Regions from separate parts of the Mus musculus genome. Here region 1 is linked to region 2. The links are chromatin loops, found by intact Hi-C in ENCODE. Cell type or tissue: left cerebral cortex. All regions are shown on one strand. Each heading gives the region's core, and the rest is flanking DNA. Links, peaks and the distances in the headings are about the cores only.

Region 1 (14,937 bases), core at 5,276-10,275, 120 kb after region 2:
GGAACCACAGTGATAGGGCCTGGTCCATGTTGCCTGTCTTGCAGGCTTTGATGTACTGGCTGTGGAAGAGGAGGGGACTCAAGCTCAGAGGTGATGGCCTAAGGCGGCCAACAGGACTTGTTAAGAGGATGACTGGAGCAGCGGTGGGCAGGAGAGCCCAGATGCTCCAACCTCAGGATAGAACCCAGAATTTCACAGGCAGTATTATCCTCTGACGGATTCTTTGACCTGTGGAGGAATTCTACCGGACCCCTACTAGCCCAGGGGCACAGCAGCCGAGTCTCTTTCCAGACAGAGTCTCTGCCTTAGATTCTCCCCACTGCCCCCTGGGGTCTCCCAGAAGGGACAGAGGGTGTGTATAGGCCTTGGCTTCATTGTAAAAATCTGGCTAGGTAGGAGCTCAAAACAGGGGCGGTGGCAGTTGAGGTGGGTCTGAGGACCGGCCAGGTCCTGTTTTCAGGAGTCACCGATGGTAAGACATAGACAACCTGGTCACTCTCGGGTTTCACAGGCTTTCAGTCCCCAGACTGTTCCCTGAGGCCCTCCATGCTGAGGCGGAGTTGTATGAAGCCAAATGTAATGTAAAGAAAGCCGCTGCCACTGCTGCTGCTAAGAGCCTGGGGTCTCAGGCGATGACTCCTTAAGTCCCAATACAAGGAAGGTCAGATCTGTTAGGCCACTGCACACTGGAGACAGATGACCGTGTTGCTGTTACTGCTCAGAGTCACCCTGGCCAGAGGTTTGTGACAAGGCCTCAGACTCCAGTCTTGCTCCCCCCCCCCCCCCCCCGCCCGGGGCCTAGGTTGGAACCCAGAGCTTCCCATGTGCTAGGTCAGAGTTCTACCACATCCCCAGCTCCTCCTCGACTTTTTAAAGTAGTAATATATTATCGGGGGCACGCATGGGGCACCGCACACGTGCAGCGATCAGAGGACAACTTGGTGGAGTCAGTCCTTTGCCACCTCCTGTATGTGTTTTCCAGGATCCAGCTTAGAATGTCAGGCTTGGGTGGCAAGTGCCAACTAGCCTGGCCTCAGCTTTTTATTCTAACCATCTGTATACATTCAAATAAACAGATGCTAAAAATAAAAATTCATAAAAGGTTGAGAAGTAGAACAGCTGACAGAGTGCCTGCCTAGCACACATGAAGCCCAGGGTTCAATACCTGACATTGCCTAAACCAGGCATTGCACACACATACATACATGCATAGACATAAACACACAGCATTCATATACACACACACACACACACACACACACACACACACACACATATTATATATATATATATATATATATATATATATATATATATATATATATATATATATATATCAAAAGATCTGCCGCCCTCCTCTCACCTCCACAGGCACCTTGCACATATGATGCACAGACATGCATGCGGGCTAAACACGCACACATAAAAAACAATATGCAGTGGCACCAGACTTTAATCCCAGCACTCGGGAGGACAGCCCGGTCTACACAGTGAGTTTCAGGCTGCTGAGGCAAGATAGTGAGGATGTATGTCCTCTCAAAAATAATAATTAATTGATGATAAATAACTTTTTAAACAAAGCTCGTGAGACTAGAGAGACATTTCTACAGTTAAGAGTGCTTGTTGTGCCGGGCGTGGTGGTGCACGCCTTTAATCCCAGTACTTGGGAAGCAGAGGCAGGCGGATTTTTGAGTTCAAGACCAGCCTGGTCTACAAAGTGAGTTCCAGGACAGCCAGGGCTACACAGAGAAACCCTGTCTCAAGAAACCAAAAAAAAAAAAAAAAAAGAGTGCTTATTGCTCATACAAAAGACCCAGATTCAGTTTGCAGTACATGGAGGCCCACAACTATCTGTAAGCTACGGTCCCAAAGGATTCTACCACCCTCTGTGGGCACCAGGTACCCACATGTGGTGTACTTACATACATGCAAGCAAAATAACCAAACACATAAGATAAACATTTCCTTAAAATGAAATCAGAGCCGGGCAATGGTAGCGCACGCCTTTAATCTCAGCACTTGGGAGGCAGAGGCAGGCGAGTTTCTGAGTTCAAGGCCAGCCTGGTTTACAGAGTGAGTTCCAGGACAGCCAGGGCTACATAGAGAAACCCTGTCTTGAAAAACAAAAAACAAAATAAAAACAAAAAAATCAGGGCTGGAGAGATGGCTCAGCAGTTAAATGCACTGACTCCTCTTCCGGAGGTCCTGAGTTCAAATCCCAGCAACCACATGGTGGCCCATAACCACTCATAATGAGGTCAGATGCCCTCCTCTGGTGTGTCTGATGACAGCTACAGTGTACTTACATATAATAAATAAATAAATCTTAAAAAAAAAAAAAGAAATCAAAAAAGACAGTGAAGGGATGGTGGCTATATGTGTGGTCCCAGCAACTGGGAGGTAGGAGCCGGAAGGGTCAGGAGGTCAGAGTTACAAGGTCTCCTTAGATAGTCCAGGTTGGCCTTGACTCATGATTCTCCTGCCTCAGCCTCCCAGGAGCTGTAAGGAGTGAGGGTTGGGGTAAGGAGGGAGTTAGTGTACAGGGACTACAATACTCACATGGAGGTCAAGAGAAACCTCTACCTTCTACCAGCTGGTCCACACTGGGATTACAGACATACATTACTGTATCCATCTTAATATGGGTCCGGGGGATTAAACTAAGACCCACACACATGGGTAGCAAGCACTTTACACTGCGTGTTCTCCCCCAGCGAACAAGCAAACTTTTTTTAAGACTTATTTTTAGTTTATACGTGTTTTGCCTGCTTGTATATATGTGCACTGCGTGTGTGACTGGTGCAGAGGCCAGAAGAGTCAGACTGGTGTCAGATCTCCTGAAACTGGAGTTCCAGGCAGTAACTATGTGGATGCTGGCAACCAATCCTAGGTCCTCTGCAAAAGCAGGAAATTTCCCCGGCCGGAGAACAATTTTTGTAGTTGCTGTTGATTTTCAGTTTTGGAGACAGGGTTTGTTTGTGTAGCCCTGGCTGTCTTAGAACTTGATTTATAGAGCAGGCTGGCCTTGAACTCAGAGATCTACCTGCCTCTGTCTCCCAAGTGCTGGGACCAGCATGCCTAGCCCAAGAACAATTTTTAAAAATTAAACACTGACACCAGCTTTAGATGCTAGGTCCCTTGGTGAACTCCTGAGGTTACTTCTGCCCACCTCACCCTCCCACAGTGCCCAGCCAGGCACGACAGTAGCTGTTCCTTCTCTCACACACCTGCAGGTCCTGGCCAGCTTCCTGCCTGCAGCCCTTTGTGCCTCTGCTGAGCCACCAGGTCCTCTCTCTCACACTTCACAGAAGCAGACACTAGCACAAGGCCAGCTTTCCAGCTTGTACACATACTGCGTAAATGACATCTGAGGCCCGGAGCAAGCAAGGCCATAGCCAAGAGGTGGCAGAACTGAGTGTGGACACTCTGGCCCCTGCAGCCACCACTGCCATCTTCACCACCAGCCTGCCTTTCTTTACTTTAAGGACACAGCCATAACCGACATTCCCAGCCCGCCCATGCTCCACACCCATCTCTTGCCAGCTGAGCACATGACCTAACCTGCATCTCGTCTGTGAGACAGGGAAAGGTTTGCTGCCTATTTCACTCGGCTGTTATAAGGACTAAACGAGGTTAAATGCCGCAGCATTTACACGCGGTGCTCAATATATGGTAGAAAAGGTCACACAACACCATTCAGCATGAGGTCTGGCCTGCGTTAGACTCCAGGCAGCCTCCCTCCCTCCTTCACAGCAAGCCGGGCATCAATGAATATGATCAGGCAGGGAATATATCTGGCCTGGGATCTAGACAGGCCAATGGCCGGCCAGCCAAACCCTAGACTATCCAAACCCAGTGCAGGACATGAAGGACCACCAACCCCCGAAGCCCCGCCCCTTCCCCGTTCCACCCCACACCCCACTCCAACCACACAGCCACATACTCACGGGAAGGTAGACGCAGCGAAGCAGAGAATGGAGACCAAGCCCAGGCCCACGCTGGCCTCATCCCAGCCATCCTGGGCACATTCACCAAACACATCCCAGATCCACTGGACAGAGCCATTGGGACAGGTGGAAAAGTTGCTGGCGCCCAGTGTCCTCCAGACCATGGCTGCAGAGGGAGGGTCTCAGCGGGAAAGAAGGTACAGGTGTATGAACACAGCCAAGGGGTCAGAGGCTGGCAAAGGTTTATCCTACACAAAGGGAAAAAGAGCTCTTCAGCCTTGAGAGGTCTAGCCCCATTCACAGTCCTGTGACTGGCAGTTACTGGTCCTGTCCTCTGCACAGTGGGGATAACGATGAGAGGCCCTACTTCATATAGCTACCATGCCAGTTAAATGAGTTCATATGTGGAGTGGGTGGGCCTATACGCCAACAGCATCTTTTGATGCAACTTGTAAACATTTAGGTATATTTGGTTGGTTTTCTTTTGGGGTGGGGTGGAGGGGGTCAAGTCTAGATCTCTTTGTGTGCTGCACAGGAGGTCAACAACTGTCCTGTACCCCTGGCTTTTAAACTTTTTTTTTTAATGGTTTTTCGAGACAGGGTTTCTCTGTATAGCCTTGGCTGTCCTGGAACTCACTCTGTAGACCAGGCTGGCCTCTAACTCAGAAATCCACCTGCCTCTGCCTCCCAAGTGCTGGGATTAAAGGCATGTGCCACCATGCCCGGCGCTTTTAAACTTTTTATCTCAAGACACGATCTCACAAATCGTCCAAGCTGGCCTTTAAACCTTCGAGTCTCATGTGTCAGACATCTGAGTGCTGGGATTGCAGATCCACACCATCGGGCCAGGCTGTCACTCCTTTTCATGACTCTACTCTGACACAGTCTGAGGCCAGGACTCACTGGAGGGAAGGCTAACACGTGCATCTTTCATGTAGGGTAAGAAGGCAGTTCCTAGGCTGGAGAGGTAGCTCAGCGGTTAAGAGCACTGACTGCTCTTCTGAAGGTCCTGAGTTCAAATCCCAGCAACTACATGGTGGCTCACAACCATCTGTAATGAGATCTGATGCCCTCTTCTGGTCTGTCTGAAGATAGCTACAGTGTGCTTATTATATATAATAAATAAATCTTTAATAAATAAATAAATCTTTAAAAATAAACACCCCTCCCAAAAAAATTAGTTAAAAACAAAAAGGTGGTGGCAGTTCCTAGGGTTGCCCAGTACCTGGATAAGATGCTGGAGCCCATGTTCCTTCCAAAGCTTGAAAGGCATACAGAATACTTACCTACAAGGAAGCCACAGCCCAAGCCAGAGTATGGCTGGTTGAAGGAGCAGGAAGAAAGACACCCTCTCAGTCCTTGCCACCTGCACAGAGTTCCTATGTGGTCACTCTGCGTGCATGACAACCTAGAGAGAGTAGGGAGAGCAAGGTTTAGCTGGAGCCATCTTCTCCAGACCTGGCCAGTATTCGCACATGGTGTCCTCCGCCTGCCTCTCATGGACCTTCCTGACATATTCTGGAGGAACCTGAGACCACAACAGGGAAGTCATCTGCCAGGGCCACCCAGTCAGAAAGCAAGAGAGGCAAACCCCATGGGAGAGGCTTCACGGAGGCTGCCATGGCCCAGGCTTCCCCTTTTGTCACTGAGCTAAGAGGGCGTTTCCTCATCCAGACAGACTCACTCCCATCCGTACCTTAGTTCCCACTATGCCAGGGAGGCCTGGACTCCTCACAGAGCTCTGGCTGGCCCCAGGACTGCTGAGCTTGCAGTGAGCAGGGCAGGAAGAAGAAGCAAGTCAGCATCTTTTCTCAGAAAGCCCAGACTCTCAGCCCTAATGTGACCAGCTCCTCGAGCTGGGGTAAGGGTGCCTCTGGTCACTGCCTGGTCAGCTCATTGTGGCAGCTCTAGGGTGGGACATAGGATAGCTGGAAGGTTCTTCCCTGGTCTTAGTGGCTGGTGTGGATGACATCTGCACAGCCAATTTGGGGAGCAATTACCTGGCACCCCAATTCATACAGTCTAGGTAAGATCTGCACCCTAAGAAGTCTTGTTTATCAGCCACACACATCCTATTGGCCTCCCAACACCTCTTCTGGTAGATCTGGAGTGGTCCAATTCATCACACATGCATACACTGTCATTCCTCATAACATCTAATACCCAGGCTGGGTAGGGAAACACTGTTCCCATTTTACAGGTAGGGTTGAGTGGCTTCAGGCAAGCGAGTCAGCCTGGCTGACCCTGTCTATGAACTGGGGCTAATTAACATCCTTCTGAGCCAAACATAAAGCTATGAGCCTCCCATCTGACCCAGTGAGAGTGATGGCTTAAAGATGAGACCCCAGTATCTTGACCACTGTGGAGCCTCTCCACACCAGTGGAACCAGATGAACGGGGACCCTGGGTTCATGCAGCTCTCCCAGTCTCTGCAAAGACTCCTGATACCAAAGCTTGGGTCTAGGACCTCATAGATGCTAGTTAAATGGTCTAATGCTGAGTTGTATCCCCCACTAGTATGAAGGATTCTGACTCTCATGGTGCATGTCCTTAAAGGCTGGTCGGGGAGACAATCTCCTACAACGCCCATTTCCCCTCCAACTCCAAGGAAAGCCAGGCAGGTGCTCCCCACCAAAGCAGATGCAGGTTCCATTCTGATACTGGATCAAGTTCAAAATCACAGAGGCAAGGTCCTAAGGACCCCAAGAATGACCCTCCTAACCTCATCTCCTGCCCCAGGTCCTCAGAGTCCCAGGCACCTGCACAGCCTCTCTCTTCCTCTAGGGAATCCTTCTCTATCACAAATGCCTAGTAGAGATACCCTGACCCATTTCTAACTTGCCTATCCAAGGGACATTGCCGCCACCGCCTCCAGTCCCCTGGAACACAATCCTGGAGAAGAGGCAACACTGTCCCTGTTAACCAGTGTTCTTCAAGCAAGTCTCTCTCCCCTCTCCCCTGTCTGTATCCTTCCCAGTCTCGTGGGTCTGGATGCACCAGCTGTACAACAAAAGGCTCGGAAAATGTAAAGGAGAGGGAGAGGGAGAGGGAAGGAAGCATGATGAAGAGAAAAAAAAAAAAGGAGGAAAGAAACAGAACAAGAAAAAAGAGGGGAGGCGGGAGCGGGAAGCGTATGCAAGGAAACTTGTAAATTGAGCGGGCCCAGGGCTGAGATGTCGCTCTGGGCAAGTGTTGGAGTTTCAGCATTCTGATGTATACAATGAAGGAAATCCTAAAAGGCACTTACTTACCTCCTAAACTGCATGCAGACTACAATAAAACCCAGGCCAAACCTCCATATCCCACGCTAGTCAAGTGCTCTACCACTGAGCTACATACATTCCCCACTAGGGGATTGGCTTTCGCGGCTCATGTCCGTAAAGGCTGGCCAGGAGACAGTATCTCCTGCCACATCCAGCTCTTCCCCAATTCCAAGCAAAGCCAGGAAGGTGCTTCCCACCAAAGCCTATCTGGCACAGTCAACAGTAATATTCTGTTCTTGCTGTAGCCCCCTGGACCACATTGTAGCATGGAGTACACACGAAGTGAACCTGAAACTACACACTTCTTTCTTTCTTTTTTGGGCAGGTGGGAACGGGAGCAGTTTGAGACAGGGTTTCTCTGTGTAGCCCCTGGCTGCCTTGAAATTAGCTCTGTAGACCAGGGTAGCCTCGAACTCAGATATCCGCCTGCCTTTACCTCACATTTCTAACCAGCCCTCTGTGGAATCCTGCGGTGAGCTTGGCGAGGAATGGGACATTCTGGGTTCCCTACCTGCAGAGCTACGGAGAATGTGTCAGGGGAGCGCAATGGCTCCGGGATCCTACCCATTCCTGGCCTCCAAACCAAGGCTCTAACTCCTTCCGGTGACTCTGCGGGTTCGGAGGGATAATGATAGGGCAGCGGCTGGGGCAAGCGCCGCGAGGCCCCCACCCAGAGCAGGGAAAACAAGGCCGCCCAGTCCAGGGAAGCCGAGAGGCCGGAAGGCAAGGACCTGCAGGTAAGAAGTGGGGCCGTCCCGGATCCCTGGCCAGGTTGGGCAGAGACCCACGATCCCGCTCCCCAGGAGGGGACCAGCGCCGGGGACCGTGCAGAGCTGGAGGAGGGTGTAGAAAAGACTTAGCTGGGCGCGTCTGGAGTCCCGACCCCCCAGCCCGGGACAGCCGCCAGCCCCCTTCATCCTCACCAGTTCAAGATCCACAGCCGGTGTCAGCTTCAGGATCCGAGCCCGCCGGGATCAGCTGACCTCCGCGAAGTCCCGCCCCCCGCCGTGGGCGGAGCCTGAAGCTTCGAGTGCGCAGGCGCAGTCTCCATGCTGCGTGCAGCGTCCAGAGCCGTGGGCCGCGCTGCTGTTCGCTCCGCGCAGCGCTCCGGGACTTCGGTCGGGCGTCCTCTCGCCATGTCCCGGCCTCCGCCACCCCGCGCCGCCTCTGGCGCCCCTCTCCGGCCCGCTACGGTGCTGGGCACCATGGAGATGGGGCGTCGCATGGATGCGAGTGCTAGCGCCGCTTCGGTCCGCGCCTTCCTGGAGCGCGGCCACAGCGAGCTGGACACGGCCTTCATGTACTGCGACGGCCAGTCCGAGAACATCCTGGGCGGCCTGGGGCTCGGGCTGGGCAGCGGCGACTGCACAGGTAACCGCTGCACCCGGCCTCCCCCGCCCCCCGCACCGAGTAGAGCTGAGCCGGTGCCCGCAACCGGCGTGCACCAGCCAGGATCTGCATCCAGGAGCTTCGGAAGCTCCGGATCCACAGCTGGGTCTACCCCAAGCTCCCAAGGCAACTGGAGTCCTGAACTAGTGAACTGAACTTTGTCCCGCCTCTCCTTAGAAACTTCTAGTTGCAGCTACCGAGGCGGGTGCGAGGAAGCTTCCTACGCTAATGTTTAGCCTACTCTGGGCGCTTTGCTTCCTACCGCAATCCCTGCCTCCCGGCCAACCGTTGTCCATAGCCGCCCCCCCACCCCCGACACGCCCCCCATCCCCACCAGGCTTTTTGTTCGTGCCTACCCCTCTTGCCCTCACCACCTCTGCGCTCCTGGAGAATGCTTATCATTCCGGTCTTTTGTCCGGACTAGACTTTGTCCCGTGCAGTCGACAGCACCTGTGGATCTCAAGGAGACCTGTGGCAACAATGCCTAGGGCCCAGCTGGGGGCAGGGGCGGAAAGGTGGCGTCGGGAGAGGGCATTTCGGCCTTTGTGCCCATTCTCTGTGCCAGGTCTTACAATGGCAAACTCTGTAGCTCTGTAGGCTACCGTGGGAGAAGTGATTTCTCCACGGAGAGTTAAAGGTCCAACGAGGAAGACTGTAGCCGCGATTGCTGAGGAGTGCAGGAAAGAGTAGCTTGTCGGGAAGAGCAGTAGGCAGAGCCCATAGAGAACTGGGGATGGGCCCTACAGTGTAAGTAGGGTGCACCGGAGACTGCAATCCTAGCTATTGGAATATGGAGTTTGAGAGTTGCAAAGTACGTGTGTGATCAGTGACGCGTGTCCCGCGTTGGAAGGGGAGGGGAACCGCCCTTCATTTGCTTGAAGCTATTGGAGTCTCAGGAGGGTGCCTGATACGTAAAGAGGCCTCACTTTTACCTGTTCTGAGGTTCTTCCTCCCGGTTCCTGTACAGTGGGCTCCATAGACTCACATGGGGTAAAGCTCACTTAAGTGAGTGGATCTCTCAAGCCGAATGCTGTAGAGTTCACCTGGATGACATACATTACTGATAATGAACATTTCAGTTTTCTCCCCCAACCCCCCCTTCTTTAGCCCATTTCTGCTTCTGAAGACTCAATGGGCCAAAGTCCTCAGGCAAAAGGTTACAGAAAGAATGCCTTGGGGCTGGGGCGGGTGTTGTAGTAAGGAGATGCTGTGGTCTTCTAGCCTTTATCCTGTGGGATCAGAGGGCTCCCCTTGTTCTTGCCAGAATCCATCCATCCTTCCGCCGTCGTCCATCAGTCCAGGTAGTTGGTTCCATATCTGGGAAGAAACAGTGCAGAGCACTGAGGAGCAGCTACAGTACGCTTGCATTACAGGCTTCTGAGGGTCTGAAAGGGATTTGTGTTAAGATTGATGGCTTTCAAGGAACACATTCAGGCCCCCGTGTCTCTTCCCTAACTTTTTTTTTTTTTACCTGCATGTATGTGTGAGCCCACAGAGGGTACTGGATACCCTGGGACTGTATTTATACATGATTGTAAACCAACATGTGTGGTTCTGAGAACCTCTGAATACTTCGTGAGAACAGTAAGTTCTCTAAACCACTGAGCCATCTCCCCAGCCCCTCTTGCCTAAATTCTTAGTCTTTAAGGATCTCCATGCTTTCAGGCCTGGCCCTTTGAGTTCCATCTCCAGTCTTTATTTCTTATTTAATGTATGAGTGCTCTTCTGCGTGTACACCCACATGCCAGGAGAGGGCGCCAGATCTCATTATAGATGATTGTGAGCCACCATGTAGTTGCTGGGAATTGAACTCAGGACCTCTGGAAGAGCGAGCAGTCAGTGCTCTGAACTGCTGAACCATCTCTCCAGCCCCTATGTACATTCTGTGGTGAGAAGGAGCCAATTAATGGGCCCACAGCATCCTGACAATACCTAGGAACATCAAGTCCAAGGTCTAAAGGATGTTTGATTCTGCACAATCATGTCTCAAGTCCCATATTGCCCACCCTGCAATATACGATCTGTATGGCAAGCACCTTTATCTACCTACTGAGACAACTTACCAGCCAACATGTCTTCTTTTAATGTCTATTTAGGTACTTTCTCTTTAAAAAAAAAAGTTAAAACTTTTAAAGATTTTTTTTTTAAATTATATGTGGACAAGTGTTTTCCCTGCATGTGTGGGTGTGTACCATGTGTGTGCCTTGTATCCAAAGAGGGGGCTAAAGTGATGGATGATTCTAAACTGCCATGTGGGTGCTGGGAACCCAGCCTAGGCCCTCTGCAGGAACAAGTGCTCTTAGCTGCCAAGCCAACTCTACTGCCCCTAGTTTGTACTCTTAATTAAAAATTATTTTTTAAGAATCCCTCAGTTCACAGATAGCATGCAAAAATGAGAAAGATTTTAAAACTCCCTAGAATTTTAAGATTCCTTTATATATGTATTTTATGTACGTGTGTGCTCTCTATCTGCATGTATGTCGGTGGAAGAGGGCATCGGATTCCACTGCAGATGGTTGTGAGCCACCATGTGGTTGCTGGGAAATGAACTCAGGACTTCTGGGAGAGAAGCCAGTACTTTTAACCGCTGGGCCATCTCTCCAACCCTCTACCTGGAATTTAAAAAAGAAAAAAAAAAAAAAGGAAAGAAAGAAAGAAAGAAATGTAGCCCCTGTGCCTCCCATATGGGGACAGTTCCATTCTTGTCACCTCATCTTACAAATTAGGAAATGGGAGCTAAGTTAAGTAATCTAGCCAGGAACAGTCACATTTGCATGTCCAGTGAATAATTCTTATAAATCCTTTTTTTTCTCTTTTGTGTGTGTTTGTTTCTGAGACAGGGTTGGTTTCTCTGTGTAGCCCTGGCTGTCTTGGAACTCACCACGTAGACCAAGCTGGCCTCGAACTCAGAGATCTGCCTGGCTCTGCCTCCCGAGTGCTAGGATTAAGGATGTGGGCAACCATGCCCAGCCTTCCAATAAATCTTAATCTTTATAATCTTGCTCCAAGTGAAAATCGCCACCAAGGCCAACCCCTGGGAAGGGAAGTCACTGAAGCCTGACAGCATCCGGTCCCAGTTAGAGACGTCTCTGAAGCGGCTGCAGTGTCCCCGGGTGGATCTCTTCTACTTACACGCTCCCGACCACAGCACTCCTGTGGAGGAGACACTTCGTGCCTGCCACCAGCTGCATCAGGAGGTGAGGGAGGGGGCCCTGAGCGCAGAGAGGGGATCACTTAGCTTCTCGCCCTGAGTCTGCCAGGACAGTGAGGCTCTCTGGGCACAGACTCGGTTCCCAGGTTCCTCACCAGCGCAGTCTTCTCTTCCTGGTTCCGTGGGCTGAGCTAAGTTGTAATGAGTCCTCTCCCCTGCAGGGCAAGTTTGTGGAGCTTGGTCTGTCTAACTATGCCTCCTGGGAAGTGGCTGAGATCTGTACCCTCTGCAAGAGCAACGGCTGGATCCTGCCAACTGTGTACCAGGTGAGGGGAACTTGCTGTGCTAGGGCCACCCAGGCCTCGGGGTTCAATTGATCCTGGGTTTTCCTGTGCTTTGGATCCCCTCCTTCTACCCTCATAGCAGGCCTTCCCTCTTCAAAGCAGGCACAGCCTCAGCTCTCACAGCCTCGGCTCTCACCGCCCCGGCTCTCGCCAGCCTGGCAGGTGCACCTGTGTGCTTCCTGCCTGAGCACACATCCTGATCCCATCCTGCACTTCGGCCTAGAGCATGCTTCTCACACCCTGAAACAAGTGCTCGGCTTCAACCTAGAAGGCCCTTTCCTGGGAATCCCCTCAGATTTCCCCCTGCCCCAGGGGCCCAGTCTCTGAACCACACCTTCACACATGGGTGTTCTGAATTAAGCAGAATGATCAAAGGAAGACAGGGAGAGGGTCAGGCCAGGTGTGATCAGGCTCTGAGGCAGGGGACGATCCCAGTGAGTCTCCAACAGCCACCATGCAGACGCTGTTTATTGGTTGTTAACAAAAGGGTTTTGGGGGTAGAACGTGTTTCTCAAACCAAAGCCCCTAATCTAATCTCTGTGTTTCCTGAAGGAAAACACCACATCCCTGCAGCTTTAATCCTGACTGGGAACTCTTTGCAGTACTCAGGAATGGAAGAGGTCCTAGCATTGTCAGGACTCTCTTGTGACCCAAGTCATGCGCAGGTTGTAAAGCGCCTTCAGAAAAGCAACTCTACAGATAGCAGAACCCAATTACTGCTTTCTACGGTGATTTCCTCCTGGTCAAGGGACTCCTAGAAAGCAACTCTTTGTTCTGATGACTACCCTAGATACACTGAAAAACAGCTTTCCACTGTTGACCCTAGGTACAGTGATTCCACTAGAACCCCACTACCTTCACGCACTGAGCACATCTGCCTTAGAGCGCGTCTTCACCGCAGTTCCCTGTGGGCTTTCCTTACTGTGGTTTATTTTGAGGGTCTGAGACCTAACTATGCCAGCAGGTGCTGTCACTGAGTGACACCTCAGCCTGCTGTCTGTAGTTTGGATTTCGTGATTCCACCTCTTGGAAGCAGAGAATTTGCTAAACTTTTAAATAGTTGTGAATTCAGCATCCAGCCCGTAGAGGAGGCCTGGGGAAAGCTGTAGACTGATGCTGATCCTGGCCAGCTTCTGCTCCCTGCACCCGACACCCTCTCCCTGCCAGAGATCTTAGACATAACTGAACCTGGGATGGGGTCAGTATAGAGATTTCAAAATACAAGACTGCAAAGCCAGGCCTGTGTCACACACCTGTGATCCAGCACTTTGGAAGGCTGAGGCAGGAAGCTCACTAAGTTAAAGGCAAATATGGGCTACAGAGCAAGACTGTTTCAAAACAACAACAACAAAAACCCCACCAGACTTAATAGATAAAATATGCATGCTGTATAGCCACGAGGACCTGAATTCTCACCTCCGAATTTACACACAGAGCCAGGTGTGACTGTGCCCCTAGTACCCAGTTCTGAGGAAGGCAAGAGACGGGATCACCCAGCTCCAGATTCAGTGAGAGACCCTGTCTCAAGGGAATAAGGCAGAAAGCAAGAGAGTAGGACTTTCCACATCCTCCTCTGACCTCGGCACCCATACACATGCACAGCACGTACCTACAGACACACAAATATAAATACAATTTAAAGAGTGGAGGACCAGGCTGGAGAGATGGCTCAGTGGTTAAGAGCACTGGCTGCTCTTCCAGAGGTCCTGAGTTCAAATCCCAGCAACCACATGGTGGCTCACAATGATCTGGAATGGGATCTGATGCCCTCTTCTGGTGTGTCTGAAGACAGTGACACTGTACTTTCCTTCTTTTTTTTTTTTTTTAAAGATTTATTTATTTATTTATTTATTATATGTAAGTACACTGTAGCTGTCCTCAGACACTCCAGAAGAGGGAGTCAGATCTCGTTACGGATGGTTGTGAGCCACCATGTGGTTGCTGGGATTTGAACTCCTGACCTTTGGTAGAGTAGTCGGGTGCTCTTACCCACTGAGCCATCTCACCAGCCGCACACTGTACTTTCATAAACAAATATTTTTAAGCAGAAAAAGAGGAAGGCTGGATCCCTTCCCTTGACACATCCATACTTTGCAACAGGCCCCTCTCCTTCCCTGCAGGGCATGTACAACGCCACCACCCGGCAGGTGGAGGCCGAGCTCCTCCCCTGCCTCAGACACTTCGGACTGAGGTTCTACGCCTACAACCCTTTGGCTGGTATGGGCTGCCGTGGGGACAGGCCCTGTGGGTGGGAGGGCATGCCCGGCCTGACGCTACAGATTGCTGCCCTGGCAATCTGTCTGAGAAGAGACTGGGCCGGGGTCTGACTGCAGCCTTCCCACAGGGGGCCTGCTGACTGGCAAGTATAAATACGAAGACAAGGATGGGAAACAACCCGTGGGCCGCTTCTTTGGGAATAACTGGGCTGAGACCTACAGGAACCGGTGACTGGGGCTCTCTGTGTCGGGATGGGTAGGGCGGGGAGCCCCTTACGTGCCATTCTTACCTCTGCTTCTAGGGATAGAAACCACCACTATGCCTTCCTTTTCTGTTCCTTGATTCCTATAAAAATAGCGAATCCTGGGGTTTCTCATTTCCTTCTTCCTACATAACGAAATGAGGAAGTCCCACTTCCACCTACAGACCTTGTGGTCCTGGGAGTTTTTGCTACTCTGAGAAGTAACCTGCCAAGAGGGAAAGAGAGGACCTTGGGTGAAGGCTTTTGGGTTCTGGGGCCAAGTCTGGCTCTACAGTAGCTTCCTCATTGCGCTAGGTAAGCGGTAGGCAGGAGTTTCCACATCTAGCTAGCAGTGAGCACCCCAGGAGCTTCTGGTACTGTACGG
Region 2 (14,937 bases), core at 6,486-11,485:
TGGTCGGCCCCAGCTTGCTCTGGTCAACTCCACTCGCTCGGTCCCTGGCTGCCCAAATATTTCTTTATTATTATACATAAGTACACTGTAACTGACTTCAGACACACCAGAAGAGGGTGTCAGATCTCATTACGGTTGGTTGTGAGTCACCATGTGGTTGCTGGGATTTGAACTCAGGTCGTCCGGAAGAGCAGTTAGTGCTCTTACCCGTTGCCACCCCACAACAAGTGTTCTTAATCAATGAGCCACTTCTCCAGCCTCCCATTTAATTTTAAGACACAGTCTCCCAGGGATCCTGCAGCTTGTCCTGTCAGCTACTATCATGGCTGACCAGTGAGCCCCAGTTTCCTCCCTTCTCCAGTTCCCAGCACGGCAATTACAGATGCACGCCTATGTTTTGCATTAATGCTGGAGATTGGACTCTGGTCCTTCTGCATGTGTAACAAGCGCTTTGCCCACTGAGACATCTCCCCAGCCTCAATGGACTCCCAAGTTCTTATATGAATAGGAACAGAAATACACGAGAGATGGCTAACAGATGGGGACCAAGCAGGCTTTGGTTGTTGGCGCTAAGACTTTTATGACAGCAGATATTGAGATGGTTTTTGAAGCTGATAGGAATGATCTAGCATAAAGAGAGAAGCTGATGACCATGAAGGTTCCATGTTCTGGGGAGGATGGGCTTCATCAGGGACACGGCTCCTTCATTTAATTTAATTCATTTACATATTATTTCTTCTGAGGCAGAGTCTCACTCTGTAGCTCTGGCCTTCAAACTCACAGAGATCCACCGCCTGCTTCTACCTCCCAAGTGTTGGGATTAGTGTCTGCCACTACGACCTGCTGCCCCCTTCATTTTAAAAGCAGGAAAGGCTCCTGTGGGGCTGACTCTCATGTCTGGGAAGTGTGAAGCAAGGTCTTAGGCTTAGGGTTAAACACGAGGACCAAGGAGGAAGCTTGAGAAACTCCCATTTTACAGTGTGAGGACTAATAGTAGGATGGGCAGGCTCACTGAGTCTGTGGATATCGAGTAAAAACGAGGGGAGTCACAGTGAATTCTCCAGAAATGGTCAAATGTTCTGGTGTAGTGTCAGGGCTCAAGGGAGCATCACTGGGGCGAGGCGGTTGGTAAGTGAGGAGGCAATGGCTAATGGATTTACAAGGAAGTGTGACCACTATTACTATTATGCGTGTACACGAGCACACATTTGTCATGAGTACCCCTGCACCTGTGTGGCAAATGTGAGAATCTGGCAGGGTCACAGGTATGCAAGTCTCCCCGAGGCTAACAGGATGCTCCCGCGTTAATACAGTCATGAAGAGGAAAAGGGTTAGGTTAGAGATCTCTGAGATCTCAATGAAGATAGATGTCTTAGGGTTTTACTGCTGTGAACAGACACCACAACCAAGCCAACTTTTATAAAGGACAGCATATATTTGGGGCTGTCTTACAGGTTCAGAGGTTCAGTTCATTATCATCAAGGCAGGAACATGGCAGCATCCAGGCAGGCATGGCGCAGGCAGAGCTGAGAGTTCTACATCTTCACCTGAAGGCTGCTAGTGGAAGACTCACTTCCAGGCAGCTAGGGTAAAGGTTTTAAGCCCACACCCACAGTGACACAACTACTCGAACAAGGCCATACCTATCCAAACAAAGCCACACCTCAAATAGTGCCACTCCCTGGGCCAAGCATGTATAAACCATCACAATAGGCAAGCTGGGAAAAGCACATGAGCCATGCCTGCCAAGAGAGAAGAAAACTCTGGGATAGAAAACAGCAAGGGAGAAATGATATTGATAATGGCCTGTGCTATAGATGCTGGAGTCATAAAGATTCAGGGAGGTGTCGGGGGGTTGTTAGTCAGTTCATGACAACCATCAGGAGTGGCAGGCATCTGATGAGGTTACAGGGTGCAGGCCAGGGTCACATCAGCCTCAGCCTCCTGAGTGCTGGCCTTACAGGTATGCCTCACCATGCCCGGTGAGGTTAGGAGTTCAGAGCAAAGGGGACAAGGGTTGGAGAGACAGCTCACTCTGTAAACTGATCCTTTGCCAGGGTAAAGAGCTGGCTTTCAAAGTTCTTGCCTCATGCCCACAGGGGCCGGCATTTGATCACCAGAACCTATATAAAAAGCAGGCACGGTGGCATGCGGCTATAGTCCTAGCACTGGGGAGGCAGGGTAGGAGGAAGCAGGATCCCTGGAGCTCGGTGGCCAGCTTGCCTAGCCGAAGGGCAAACTTATGGCCAATGAACTCCTTTTTCAAAAAAAAAAAAAAAAAAAAAAAAGCCAGGCATGGTGGCACACACCTTTAATCCCAGCACTTGGGAGGCAGAGGCAGGCAGATCTCTGAGTTGGAGGCCAGCCTAGTCTACAAAGTGAGTTCCAGGACAGCCAGGGCTATACAGAGAAATCCTGTCTCGAAAAACCAAAAAAAAAAAAAAAAAAAAGAAAAAAAGAAAAAAAGAAAGATGGATGGTCATCTTGAGAAGACCCAAAGTTGACCTCTGGCCTACACACACACACACACACACACACAGAGAGAGAGAGAGGAATAACAGTACTAAAAAATATTTATGGTCCTTGTCTCTCTACCCAGGGCCTGTCACTGTCACTTGCAGCCTTCATGCTCACATGTGGTGACAGATGAGGAGGTGGGAATCTGTCCCATACATAAAAGGATGAGCTGGCCAATCAGACGTGCTCTTGGGAATCTGAACTCTGAAAGCCATAAAGCTGTTAGCAGAAGCAGAAGCAGAGGATAAAGATCACCAGGAATGGCCCCCATATCTGTTAAAGCACAGATGCTGGCATCCGGCTAGAAGCTAGCCAAGGAGCCCCATTAGAATAGGAGGCAACAGAAACGGCGGATATAGGGCCTTGGGTGGTTGCAGAGGCAAAGAATATGCCCCCACACCTGACTTCAGTCCCCAGAGCCCACCCAGAGGGCCAACTCCTGAGAACCCATTCCCACAAGCCCACCGAGATATGTTTGTACACCTGTTTCCCACACAACTAAATAATCCGAAATGGGGGTTCCATGGTAGAGAGTATGTGCCCGTGAACCCTGTGCCCTCCTACTATAAAGAACTTTAAAATTAAATATAACTGTTTCTTTGTGTGTACATGTCTGTGCATGTGTGCTCATGTGTGCATCAGGGTTGGTATCAGGTATCAGATTGCTCTCCACCATATAGGTATATTTTTAAGAGTTTAAGTCTTAAAAGTTTATTACATTTTGCTGGGTGGTGGTAGCACACACCTTTTGTTTTTTGTTTGTTTGTTTTTTGAGATAGGGTTTCTCTGTGTAGTCCTGGCTGTCCTGGAACTCACTCTGTAGACCAGGCTGGCCTCAAACTCAGAAATCCGCCTGCCTCTACCTCCTGAGTGCTGGGATTAAAGGCGTGTACCACCATGCCCGGCTCGGTAGCACACACCTTTAACCCCAGCACTCAGGAGGCAGAGGCAGGTGGATCTCAATGAATTCAAAGCCAGTCTGGTCTAAGATGTCCGGGGCTACACAAAGGAACCCTGTCTAGGAAAAAAAAAATTACATGTTTATATATGTGTGTGAGCCATGTGTGTGCGGGTGCTTGCAGAAACCAGAAGAGGGTGTTGGATTCCCCTGGGGAAGGAGGTGTGAGAACTGCAGGACATGGGTCCTTTGGAAGATGTGTTCTTCCTTGCCCCGCTACCCAATAGTGGAAACGCTGGACTAAGGAGACCGGTTTCCTCAGTAACTGCATTTGTGGTCTGAAGTTGTGTTGAATCAGGGCTTCGCTTCCTGTTGCCCAGGCTTCAGATGCCACTGCAGAAGCTGCTCCCAGTGCCCCTGAGGCGCGTGACACATGTTCTCTTCAGTAGGAAGTCCTGGGGCAGCTTCAGGCGCTGGATGTGTAGCCAGTGTTTAACTCCTGTCGGAGTCTGAGCTCACTGAAGGCACCATCTTGTGAATGGAGGCGCGTGTCTTTTGCAGTCCAGGCAGCTGGACCATATCCTTTCCCTAGTACGGACTCCTTTTTTGTACTTTTCTCATTCTTGTAACAATGAGCAGTGATACTTTTCTCATTCTTGTAACAATGAGCAGTGTATGTGGGTTTGGGGGGGGGTTTCCCAACATATTTTTCATGATCTTCATGTCTGGATTGAAACACTTTATCTGGAGTTTTTGACCTGGTACATTTGTAGCAAATCCAGTCTGTCTCAGTGAGATTCCACACCTCCCTGCCCCCGCCCCCACCCCCACCCTGTAGTTTGAGGCTTCTGAAAGCACAAACTCCTGGCCGTAAGAGTATTCATTCTCTTTAGAGGCTCCACCAAGTGATCAGGAAGATGTACCACCAAGGGTGATACAAGCTGAAAGAATTCCAGACAGAGCTACACAGGGGGAACCCATGACTGCTGTGTCCAGCCTGACTGCCCCGCCCCTGCATGGAAGAGAGGTTCTTAATTGCTGAGCCACCTTCCCATGCCTTTTATCTTATTTGAGACAGTCTCTCTCATTGAACCTGGAGTATACTAACTTGGCTAAGCTGGCTGGCCAGCAAGAACCTTTTGTTTTCTTTTCTTTTCTTTTCTTTTTTTTTTTTTTTTTCTTTTCAAGATAGGGTTTCTTTGTGTGTAGTCCTGGCTGTCCTGGAACCAGCTCTGTAGACCAGGCTGGCCTCTACCTGAGAGACCTACCTGCCTCTGCCTCTTAAGTGGTGGGATTAAAGGCATGCGCCACCACAGCCTGGCTCAGCCTCAGGTCCTTCCTCATGTATGCGGGGCAAGCAATTTACCCTACAGCCACCTCCCCAGCCTCCGGCTCCCAGCTAGCATGGGGTTAAAGCAGGGAAGCAATGTGCTCACACTGGGGCTATGAATGTGGACTCTGGTTCTAGACGACCTTGAACTAAACTCATAGGTTTGGACACGTACGTTCCTTAGCCTCTCTGAGAATAACAGCAGTAGCGATCCTACAAGGTAGACACAAAGATTGGGAAACTACAGACAATCCACTATGGATAAGACTTTCTGGCAATCTTCTCTTCAGGTGTGACTTATTTCATGTTATTATCCCCTGGCTTTTGAGAGAGATACGATCTCTTCTTTGCTCCTTGATTCTCCGTGATCTCTTCTCTCTACACCCATCACCAAGTGTATGCATCTCAACATCTTGTGCTTTTAAAGACCTTTATATGCCACTCACTAGCGGCAGGCTTCTACCCAGTTCCTTACTGGGCCTCTCCACTGAAGTTTCCAGTAGGCATCTTACACAACTTGACTGAAGGCAGTGTTCACCCTCTCACCCTCCTGACCCCACTCCACCCTCCCCTCCCCACCTAACCCCACCCCATCCCTATTGCAGTCTTGCCCAGTTCAAGGGCAGATCTTTTCACTATGAACTCAAGTCCTTAGCATCTTCACCTCTTTCCTACTTGCCATGTTGCCCTGGTAACACATCAGGAAACATGAGAATACAAATGTTCCTTGCCTTCTCCAGGACCTCACATCTCTGCTGCATGACTTTGGAGAGACTCCTTACTTTTGGGGGGGTGGAGCTGTTACGAGGATTGGGAAAGGGTTTAACGGGGTCCATCACAGAGGAAGTGTCACATTGGTGCTGCTGCTGTGTGTATATGTATGGTGAATATATGTGTGCATGTACATGTATGTGTATGGGTGTGCTGGCCTGCGATTTGCATATGGAGGGCAGAAATCTATGTCAGGTTCTTCCTTCATCCTGCACTACCTTATTGTTTTGCAACAAGATCTTACTCTTTATCGCTGGCTTACCTTGAACTCACAGGCAGATCTGCCTACCTCTGCCTCCTCAGTACTGGGATTAAAAGTTCATGTCATCTATGATAAGTTATTTCTCCAAGACAGATTAAAGTATACAAAATGCAGGATTATTGGGAAACCACTCTTGGGCGGGCAAGTTCACTGGCCCCAAGAAACAAGGCCAGGGAAGGCACCATGGGGAGGGAGGTGGTCGGGAGGGGGAATAGAGAGAAAGAGCACACACAGAGGGAGAAAGGAGAGAAGGAAAGGAGGGGGGAGGAGACCAAAATGTCTGATTATATAGGGAAGAGCCTCTGTGGGAAGTGCAGCCCAGCCCCTAGGCTGGAAAATTCAGGGTAGAGGGCAGGGTATGTCAGGTAGGGACTGAGGGATGCAGGGAGAACCTGGAGGCCAGGTCTGCTTTGGTATGTAAAATATGTACCTCAGCCCCTTGGGTCTGAAACCCAACTTCCTATACCTTGATCCACCCTGTTTATTTTTTTAAATTTATCTATTTTATTTATATGAATATAATGTAGTTGTCTTCAGACACACCAGAAGAGGGCATCAGATCCCATTACAGATGGTTGAGAGCCACCATGTGGTTGCTGGGAATTGAACTCAGGACCCCTGGAAGAGCAGTCAGTCCTCTTACCCACTGAGCCAGCCCATCCACCCTGTTTTTTGACCCAGCGTCTCTCATAGAATTCGTCTTCTCTCTGTATAGTCCTGGCTGTCTTGGAGCTTGCTATGTAGAGTAGATTGGCCTTGAACTCCCAGAGATCCTCCTGCCTCTGCCTTCTGAGTGCTGGGATTATAGGTATATACCACCATAGGCCTTTCTAACTGAATTTGGAGTTTGCCATTTGGCTAGGCTGGCTAGTCACCAAGCCCCAGAGATCCTCCTGCCTTTCACACAGCATTGGGAATATCTCTCCAATACACAGCTAGCTGTACCTGGCTTTTACATGCTGTGGATCAGAGAGGTCCCTATGCTTGGACAGCAAGCACTTTACCCACAGTGCACTTCCCTAGGCCCAATATGTATGCTTTAAAAAATTCCCCGGTGTGTGTGTGTGTACATGTGTTTTATGTCTGTTCCCATGCAGGAAGGCATGTATGTGGGAAACTGAGGGTAACCTCAGGTATTGTTTCTCTGACATTAAAATAAAACTGTCTGGGACACACAAATAGCTTTCTGAGGCCCTCCCTAGTTACCCTGTAGTCCAGCACACAGTAGGCTCACTGCAGTTTGCTGCTCACACACAATTTAGGCTGGCCACAGTGGCCTCTGTGGATACCTAGGTGCTGACAATGGGCGCATGGTCTGCTCCATCCCCACCTTCAGCTATCTGGTCAAGCGTTAGTTTCTGAGTTAAAGCCCCCTTGGACCATCCTCCAAAATACCACCACAGGGCTCGTCTGTCTACCTGCTCTATCCACTGTTTTTCCACATCTCACCCCCAATACTTTATTAGATAGGGTACCTGGTCTCTGACCAGGTTTCAAGCTTGAAGGGGCCTTAACTCAGGACAGGGGTACTTACCCAGGCTGTAAGAGGCTCTATTCCTGGAGGTGAAATCTTACCCACAAGCCATATGCCATCATGGGCTATTTTGCTCAAAGCTGTAATTTCTCCAGCCTGCTTCCTACACAGTGCTTGGCCAATAGCTACATGATAAATACTTCCGGTGTAATGACCTTCTAAGTGCCACTCCCTTCTCTGAACTCCTGTAATATTGGTCTATGTCATTCTTGAGAGACTTACCTGGACGCTTTCTTTGCTGGTGGCTGTCCCTGCAAGCTTTCACTTGACTATAAGCTCAGAGGCCTAGGGCACAGTTTCCCCTCAGATGTTTTCTGATCTCTTCTCAGGACCTGATATGACTCTAAACGGAGGGTGAGCAAGCCGTGTAGGGGGTTGTTATAAACAAAACGTGCAATTCTAGGGCTCCTGAGTTCTAGATAACAAAACAAAATTCACTCTTTTGAACAGCAAATTTCTGGTTGGGGCTGCAGTTAAGTGGAAGAGCTTAGCCTAGCCTGCCTGAGGCTCTACGTTCAATCTTCAGACCTGAAAACAAAGAGGGATTTCTGAGTCACTATATGATTCGAGAGAGATACTCATTTAGGGAAACGGGCTGATTCTCTGTACATAATGTAAAAAAGTATATGAAACAGCATTTATTGAACCCAAATGTTCTAGTCTTCTTACCCGGGTCTTTCCCACAACTACTCTGGTAGCTATGAAGTGCAGGCAGGGATCCTTATGGCTTATTCACTTGTCATCTTTTGGTACCTAAAAGCTGCCCGCCTGGTCCTGATAGCAGGTGTTCAGCAACAGGGGCGGCAGAGCCGGCTTCCCCATGCAGGTTCCGCTCGCTCTGTAGGGGCCGGGCCTCGTCCGGCGCACCAGTTCCGGGTCCGGGTGGGTTGCGGAGGGCCGGTCCCCTCCTAGTTTCGGCGCCTTCCGCATCCTCCGCCCAGGGGAACCAGTGAACCGCTCCACCCTCAGCTAGCCCGCGTCCTGCAGCTGCGAGAAGCGAGGCTGACAGTCAGAGGAGGGACGCAAGTAGACCCAGTCCCTCCGGAACGCCACAGCCCTGGCCGCGCAGGAGCGTTGCGCCTGGCCCGCCCCTCCTGAGACAGGACACGCCCACTCGACCACAGGGCCTGCCCCCGTCCCCGCCCCCCGCGCGGCGCTCCATACTTGGCGATCGCTGCGGCCCCGCGCTCTCATTGGTCGGGAGCTGGCGGCTGGGGGGCGGGTCGGGCTGGCCGGGGCGGGGAAGGAAGGTGGTGGCTGCCCGGCGCGGGGGGGTGGGGGGGGGAGGGGGGCGCTGACCCGGATGTTCACTCTTGGGCACCCGGGGAAGTGGAAGCGCAGGGCCCTGCTGCGGGGGGGAGAGCCACAGACGCCGGGACAGGGACCGTCGCCGCCGCCGCCACCATGGTAAAGGGACCCCTTCACGGCTCCATCCCGGGACCCCTCTCACCGCCGGAGCTCGCGTCCACTCCTTCGCCGACCCGCCCGGCCCGGGAAGGGTGGGGATCCGGGGTGGGGGAGGGGCGGGGTCCCGGACCCTAGGCAGACGCCACTCTTCGGGTCCGGAGTGGGCGGCGGGAGGCCCTGATAGCCTATGACCCCGCCCTGGGCTCCATGTGGAGCCCAGTTCTTCTCCCTGCAAGTCCAGGCTAGTCTCGCCTATCCCAGGCTAGACCTTCCTTCCTTCAGGGGCCAGGCCGGGCACCCCTCTCGCAGGCCTTCATCCCATGGGCTGTACTTGGGCTCCTGCCTCGGCCCCAGGGCCCAGGCTAGGACCGTGGTTCTCGCTCCAGTGGTCCAGTCTAGGTCCCCTTCCCCCAAACTCTTCTCCTCTCCATGGCCCCAGTCTGCACCCCGATAAGCCCTTTCCAGTGAACTCTGCCTAGGTTTGTTTCCTTCACCGTCATGGAATCTTCTCTCTGCGGTCGGTCCTCAAGTGTGGCCTCTCTACTCCAGCTGTGTTCCCCCCCTCCCTGCACCTCCCTGTCCCCGGCCCTAGCCGTCCCCTTCCCCCGACTTCTCACGACTTAGCCTAGCCTGCGTCAGCCCTTCGCTGCTCTCACCCTCCCATCTAGACCCTGCTTGTTCCGTGTCCTGCTCCTGACCCAGGTGTCCCCTCTCCTGTTCCTAGGAGGCTCTTTCTGGGCAGCCTCTGGCGAGCGGGGGAGAGCCCCAGCCAGGGTGGGGGTGGTCTGGGTACTGAGCCTTTCCTAGGTTTGCCCCTTTCTGGGGAGGCCGCTTCGGTGTGAGTGAGCAGGCGAGCGAGGGAGAGAAGGGCGGCATCTGTATGCCCGGAAGGCAGAACAGGGCATTTCCCTTGGGAGGGCCTAGTGGTAGTGCGGCTAATAGAGCGCGTCTTGAGGGGTGCCCTGCCTGAGTGGGGAGCAGAGTGCTGACGGGTTGGTAAGCCAACTGGACAGGGGTGAACTCACAATTGCTCTTGTGAGGCCGCAGCCCTGGGGCTAGGGGGACACGGAGCTCAGCAGCCCAACCTACGGCCTGGACACGATGCATCCTAGCAGGCGCAGCCTTCCTTTCCCCCTGAACTGTCAGCTTGTTAGAGTTGGGACTGCTGATTATGGAGGTGCCTCGGAGCAGGTGAGCAGAAACTCACAGGCCGGAGAGCTCCCGGACTCCACTCATGGTGTTTGTTTTGGTAATGAAGACAGGCACACTATGCTAGCAACTTATTTGAGGAGCCTTAGATGTGTCACTTCCCTCCTCCCCCATACCCCTGCACCCCCTAATCTACCTGGATACCTGCAGAGCAGGCCCACCATCTTTGGTGGTGGAAGGGCCAGAGAACTACCTCACATGGTCAAGGAAGCCTTGTAAGGTAGGCTGAGAGGGAAGGCAACCCACCTGCTCCGTGTAGCCTTACAGGTGGCTCCCCTCCTGCCTGGTCGATATTTAGGAGGGGATTTTGGACCCTAGATGGTTTTGAGGTACCCTGTGCCTTGTTTTAGCAAGGGTGCAGCAACTGTATTGGGGATGACTAAGTCTGATTGGCTAGTAAACTTTCTATATATTGATTAAAAGCATAGGCAAGACAGGTTTTCATGTTATTGCTCTTGGCTGGAAACGGGCCTGGGGGTCTGAACCCCTGACCTTAGTCTGCAGGGGGAAAGGACTTGTCCAGGACAGTTTTGGGTGAGATTCTTCAAAGTAGACTGAAGTTTTCTGTGTGTACTCCCAGCACCAAAGCAGGAGAGGGTGGTGGAGTGGCCAGATGGGACTTAGTCTCCACAGAATCATCTAGGCTTTCGCTTTGTCCATCTGACAGGTGAAGAAAAGCTGGGGCATTCATTGTAACTCATTCAAAATGTTGTTGCATCTGTGTGGAGAGCACTCTTGGCCAGTGGGAGCCTGCCTAGCAGCCTCCAGACTGCGGTCTTCCTTGTCTGCTGTTGTGTGTCTGATATAATGACACTGTTGAAGAACCATAATGATGGGATGGATGCTCAGGCCCAGCCAGGGAGAGCAAGTGCTTACCTCTGCAGACTCTGGGTGGCTCTCCTGTTAGGAAATGGCCATTTTGAGACAGGAGCATAGCCTATGGGCCTGATCCCCGAGCTCTTAGGGGACAGAGATGTTGGTCTTGTGTTTTCTGCCCCTGTCTATCTGGTCCTAGAACAGTACCTAACTCTGAAAGATCTGTCGTGGAAGGCTGGGCGTGGTGCCACATACCTGCAGTCTCAGCTGTTTAAGGCATTCAAGGCCAGCTTGGGCAACAGTGAGGGTGAGACAGGAGATTGCTTAGTGTGATCTGGGATGGTCTGTGAGCGCAGCCACCCAGGTTTGACACTCGTTAACTTGTTCTTCATGTACCCCAACCTCCTAAATGTTTTCTGACTGCCTACTATGCTAGTATAATCTGATGCCCTAATGTGGGTAGTTTGGGCAAACCAGAAGTGGCAGAGTGGGGCTGCATCCTAGGTAATGAATGAAGAGGACCATAGCTCTGTTTTCAGTGGGTTGGCTGGTAGAGCAAATGGCTAGCCAGCTCCAGTGTACCCATCAGGGGGAGAGATTTGAAGTGCATTTGACTTTGGAGTGATTTTTCTTGGAGTCAAGTTAACTGTCCCCAGTAAAAGTGCTTAGGCAAATGGGGTTTATTTACATCCCCTTAGCAGACAGTCTTACTACTGTCCTTAAGTGCTTCACAGTGTCAAAGCCCTGACAGGGCTCTGGTTTCTGACTTCCAGCTCATGGTGGGGCTGGAGCAGTGACAGGCCAAGGAGCTCACAGATGGCACTGATGACAAGAGCTCTGATAGGAGAGCTCGCTCCTGTTGTTAAAAGGCGAAATCGTGGAGTAGACTCTAATGTATCTTGGTGGTCTCGGCCTGTGAATAAGATCCAGAGAGATGCCAGAGAGATGGTTCAGGGGTTAAAGGTGACTGCTGCCAAATCCAAGGAGCAGAGTTCAATCTCCAGAACCCATATGTAGAATCAAGTCTTCCTCTATCTAACATAGTTCTGCCTCCCTTCCCCCAATAAGTAAATAAATAAGCAAGCAAACAATATCACTTTAAAAAACTTGGTGTATAGTTCAACTTAGAGACCCCATGTGTGTTTGCCCTGTTCAAGTAAATCCAGCCAGTCTCCTTTTGATAAGTAGCCTGTGATTATTAGTTTAAGATTAAGAAGATGACAAGCATGCCTTTGAAGATAGGTCTTGTGTGTATAATTTGGAAGTGCTATACTGTTACATTCTATGGAGGAGGAAGAAGGACACAAGACAAGGACCTGAAGTTCAGAACCCTGTTTGCCAGAGTGGGAAGTGCTTATTCCACAGCACTTCCTAGGCACCTATCTGAAGGTGCAGGGTACCACTGCTTAGGTGTGTGTGTATCATGAGGCTGTTGTGTGCTGCCTATGTGCTGAGGAGCCAGCAGAGAGCAAGGCAGACATGGATGCGGGCCCTCTGGCTTCTACTATTGAGGGGGCCTAGAGTAGAGTTTGGAAAGCCAGGCAGTGTCACACGCCTGTAACTCCTGCTGCTGAGTTACAGCCTGAGCAGCATGGTGGGAGAGATACACTGTCACTCTTCCCTAATGATAAGGGAGACAGTATTCACGGTCAGTGCAGGCTCATAAGCACAAGCTGTAGAGGAAGTGGAAGGAAACACTGCGGCTTGAGCTGGGACCCACGCTCTTGGCTTCTCAAGTGTTCTTGGTCCAGTGGAGTACAGTGTGTGTGTTTCCAGCCTGCAGCCTGAGGTGCGACCTTGGGATATGGTGGACATCCACCGCTGTCACTGGCCCAGCCTGTTTTTGTTCAAGGAGTATCTGAAGCTCAAACAGTCAAGTGAATGGTGTGATGCAGGTCTGTAGCTTAGCCCTATGTGAGACTGTGGATGTCTCAGAATATTGACCTCAGGTATAGGGGCTTGGCTCAGGTCCGCCTGTGAGGGCTGGGCATGCAAGCCTGTAAGAGTCTAGTGCACGTTCATTGGCTCTAGGATCAGCTAGTGTAATGCTGTTTTAGGCAGCCACAGACTAACGTTTCAGTGTAAGGAGGTGGAGATATTTATGGGGTTCTAGCCACGTGCCATCCACTCTGCCAGAAGCTGTTGATTTTCGTCTTGCAAAGGCTTGATGAGGAAGGTTGAGCCGTGGACCACAGACACCAGGGTATAAGAAGCTAGACTTAGAGCTAGACATAGTGGTGCACTCCTTTAAAAGTCCCAGTGCTTGGGAGACAGAAGCAGGCAGATCTCTATGAACCCAAGGCCTTTCTGCTGTACATAGCAGGGCTCCAGGCCGGCTGGGATACAGAGCGAGATCCTGAATCAGAAATCACTCCCCCTCTCTAAAAAAAAAGAGAGAGAGAGAGAGAAAAGTCAGATTGGAATGCAGTGTCCTTATGGGTGGAGTCCCCTTTGAGTGATAGGGCAGGGACCGGCAACAGAATGCCAGATTGCTTGTTCCACAGAACCTTATCCCCTGTACCGCCTGGTGCTCAGGAATTGTTGCATAGCCCTGAGGAAGCAGCAGGTAGTGAGAGCTGAGGTGCTTGGCTCTTCCTTGCTGCCTTCAGAGTGGGGCGTGTCTGGGTGGAGTCCTGATTGCCTTTCTGTGTGACCTAAGTGAGCGCCTCTCCTTCCTTCCCCTCAGTTCCTTGCTGTACAGCGTGAGGAGAACATTTCATAGGGACACCAGGAAAAGGAAATGTTTTTAAATTTATCTTCTGTGTGTGTGGTGGACAGAGGATAACTTTGGGAAGTTGGTTCTCTTCTTCCATCGTTGGCCCAGAAATGGCATTTTTAATACACTTGGCACACAGAAAGTTGGGGCTATAGCTACTCTGTGTCATATTTTGTATACCCAACTGTATGTAACATAAATGGAAGCCACAGTTCCTGTCCTCTCACCTTGGAGAGCAGGAAAGGTGTGTTCATGAAGTCTCGTAAGCTGACAGGGGAAAGTTGTGGGGAAGAGCTCTGGAGGCCATGTGTGCAAGCTAGTCAGGTGTTCCACCTCTTCCTGGAAGCCCTGCAACCTTCCAGTCCTCCGTCAGCCTGGGGGCTGGGCCTGAAGCCCAGGAAGACCTTGCCCAGTCAAAGAGGAAGGGGAGGCTCGGGTGGAGCACCATCTGCTGGGGAGTCCACTGTACCAAGTCCAAGGTCATTGTGACGTCAGTGGGGTGGGTTTGAGAACCACTGCGTAGACATGGAGAGGAAGTGTTTGCTGCCAGATGCCAGTCGCTAAGCTCAGGAGTTTGCATTTGGTCTGGACAGTGTGGAGCCAGTGACATTTCTCACAGGGCAGGTGGAAATTTGAGCAGGCTGATGGAGCAGTGGTATTTTAGCACGAGTCCTCTAGCCGTGCTGTGTAGAGAGGGCCTTGCTGATGGAAGAGGGAGGAAAGGGGGATGCATTTGTAGGTATCACCTGAGAGGTGCCAGGGCCTGGCCAGGCTGGCTGTGGTCTGGGAAGGAAGGTGTGGTGGAGAAAGGCAGATAGGCATAATGAGCTGGAGAGATCTGCCATCTGGTTGACAGGTACATCTGCCCCCACCCCCCATCGTCTTACAGGCCTTCTGATTGGGTGATTTGTCATTGACAAAACAGCTATTTTGATCAGTTAAATCCTAGATAATGGGACCCATAGAGCCTTGATAGATGGTTGACACTGAGTGGGCATTCTGCACAGTTAGCCCAGTGACAGCCATCTTGGGCCTGCTGGTGGCACTTGCCATTTAGCCCAATGTGCTGTAGCTTGTAGGCACATCAGTGCCTGAGACCTGGAGTGGCTATGTAAGCAGCAGGAGCTGCTGTTAATGGGCGGCTTTGATATCCCATGCAGTGATACGAGACAGACCCACATTACTCTTATGGTACAGATGAGGAAACCAGGCCTGTCTAGGCTGCCCCGCTGCCTGTAGTCGTTCTTCTTTTTTTCTTCATAAGGATTATTTATTTTATTTGTATGAGTGTTTTGCCTGCAAGTGTGTCTGTGTACCACATGCATGCCTAGTACCTGTGGAAGTCAGAAGAGAGCGTCGGCTCTGGAACTGGAGTTATGGGTCCACCAAGTGGGTGTGGGGGAACGGAACCTGGGTCCTCCGCAAGAGGAAGTAGTGCTCTTAACTGCTGAGCCATCTCTCCAACCTCCCCACCCCT

Evidence for each region. Peaks named below come from ENCODE experiments on the same cell type or tissue, not always from the same donor. Only the 100,000 strongest peaks of a DNase experiment are listed, where the experiment ranks them.
Region 1: a loop joins it to region 2, with 9 times the contacts of the local background. A loop is called at or near these places in 1 of 42 quality-filtered maps.

Annotation. Positions count from the first base shown.
Region 1 is chr4:139,302,496-139,317,432 of GRCm38, forward strand. Slc66a1 (solute carrier family 66 member 1) reads right to left here and starts at 8,213. Exons shown (of 9, transcript NM_145384.3): 1 at 8,134-8,213; 2 at 5,234-5,355; 3 at 3,948-4,195; 4 at 1-59. The coding sequence starts at 4,111. Akr7a5 (aldo-keto reductase family 7, member A5 (aflatoxin aldehyde reductase)) reads left to right here and starts at 8,249. Exons shown (of 7, transcript NM_025337.3): 1 at 8,249-8,581; 2 at 11,609-11,796; 3 at 11,972-12,076; 4 at 14,215-14,311; 5 at 14,439-14,538. The coding sequence starts at 8,260. In left cerebral cortex, for the core only: CTCF peaks have their summits at 7,288 and 8,472; DNase peaks (open chromatin) are centred at 5,636, 7,388 and 8,229; H3K4me3 peaks cover 2,739 bases; H3K27ac peaks cover 1,336 bases.
Region 2 is chr4:139,184,310-139,199,246 of GRCm38, forward strand. Capzb (capping protein (actin filament) muscle Z-line, beta) reads left to right here and starts at 8,590. Exons shown (of 9, transcript NM_009798.4): 1 at 8,590-8,719. The coding sequence starts at 8,717. In left cerebral cortex, for the core only: no CTCF peak of the experiment used is centred there; a DNase peak (open chromatin) is centred at 8,457; H3K4me3 peaks cover 3,199 bases; H3K27ac peaks cover 2,181 bases.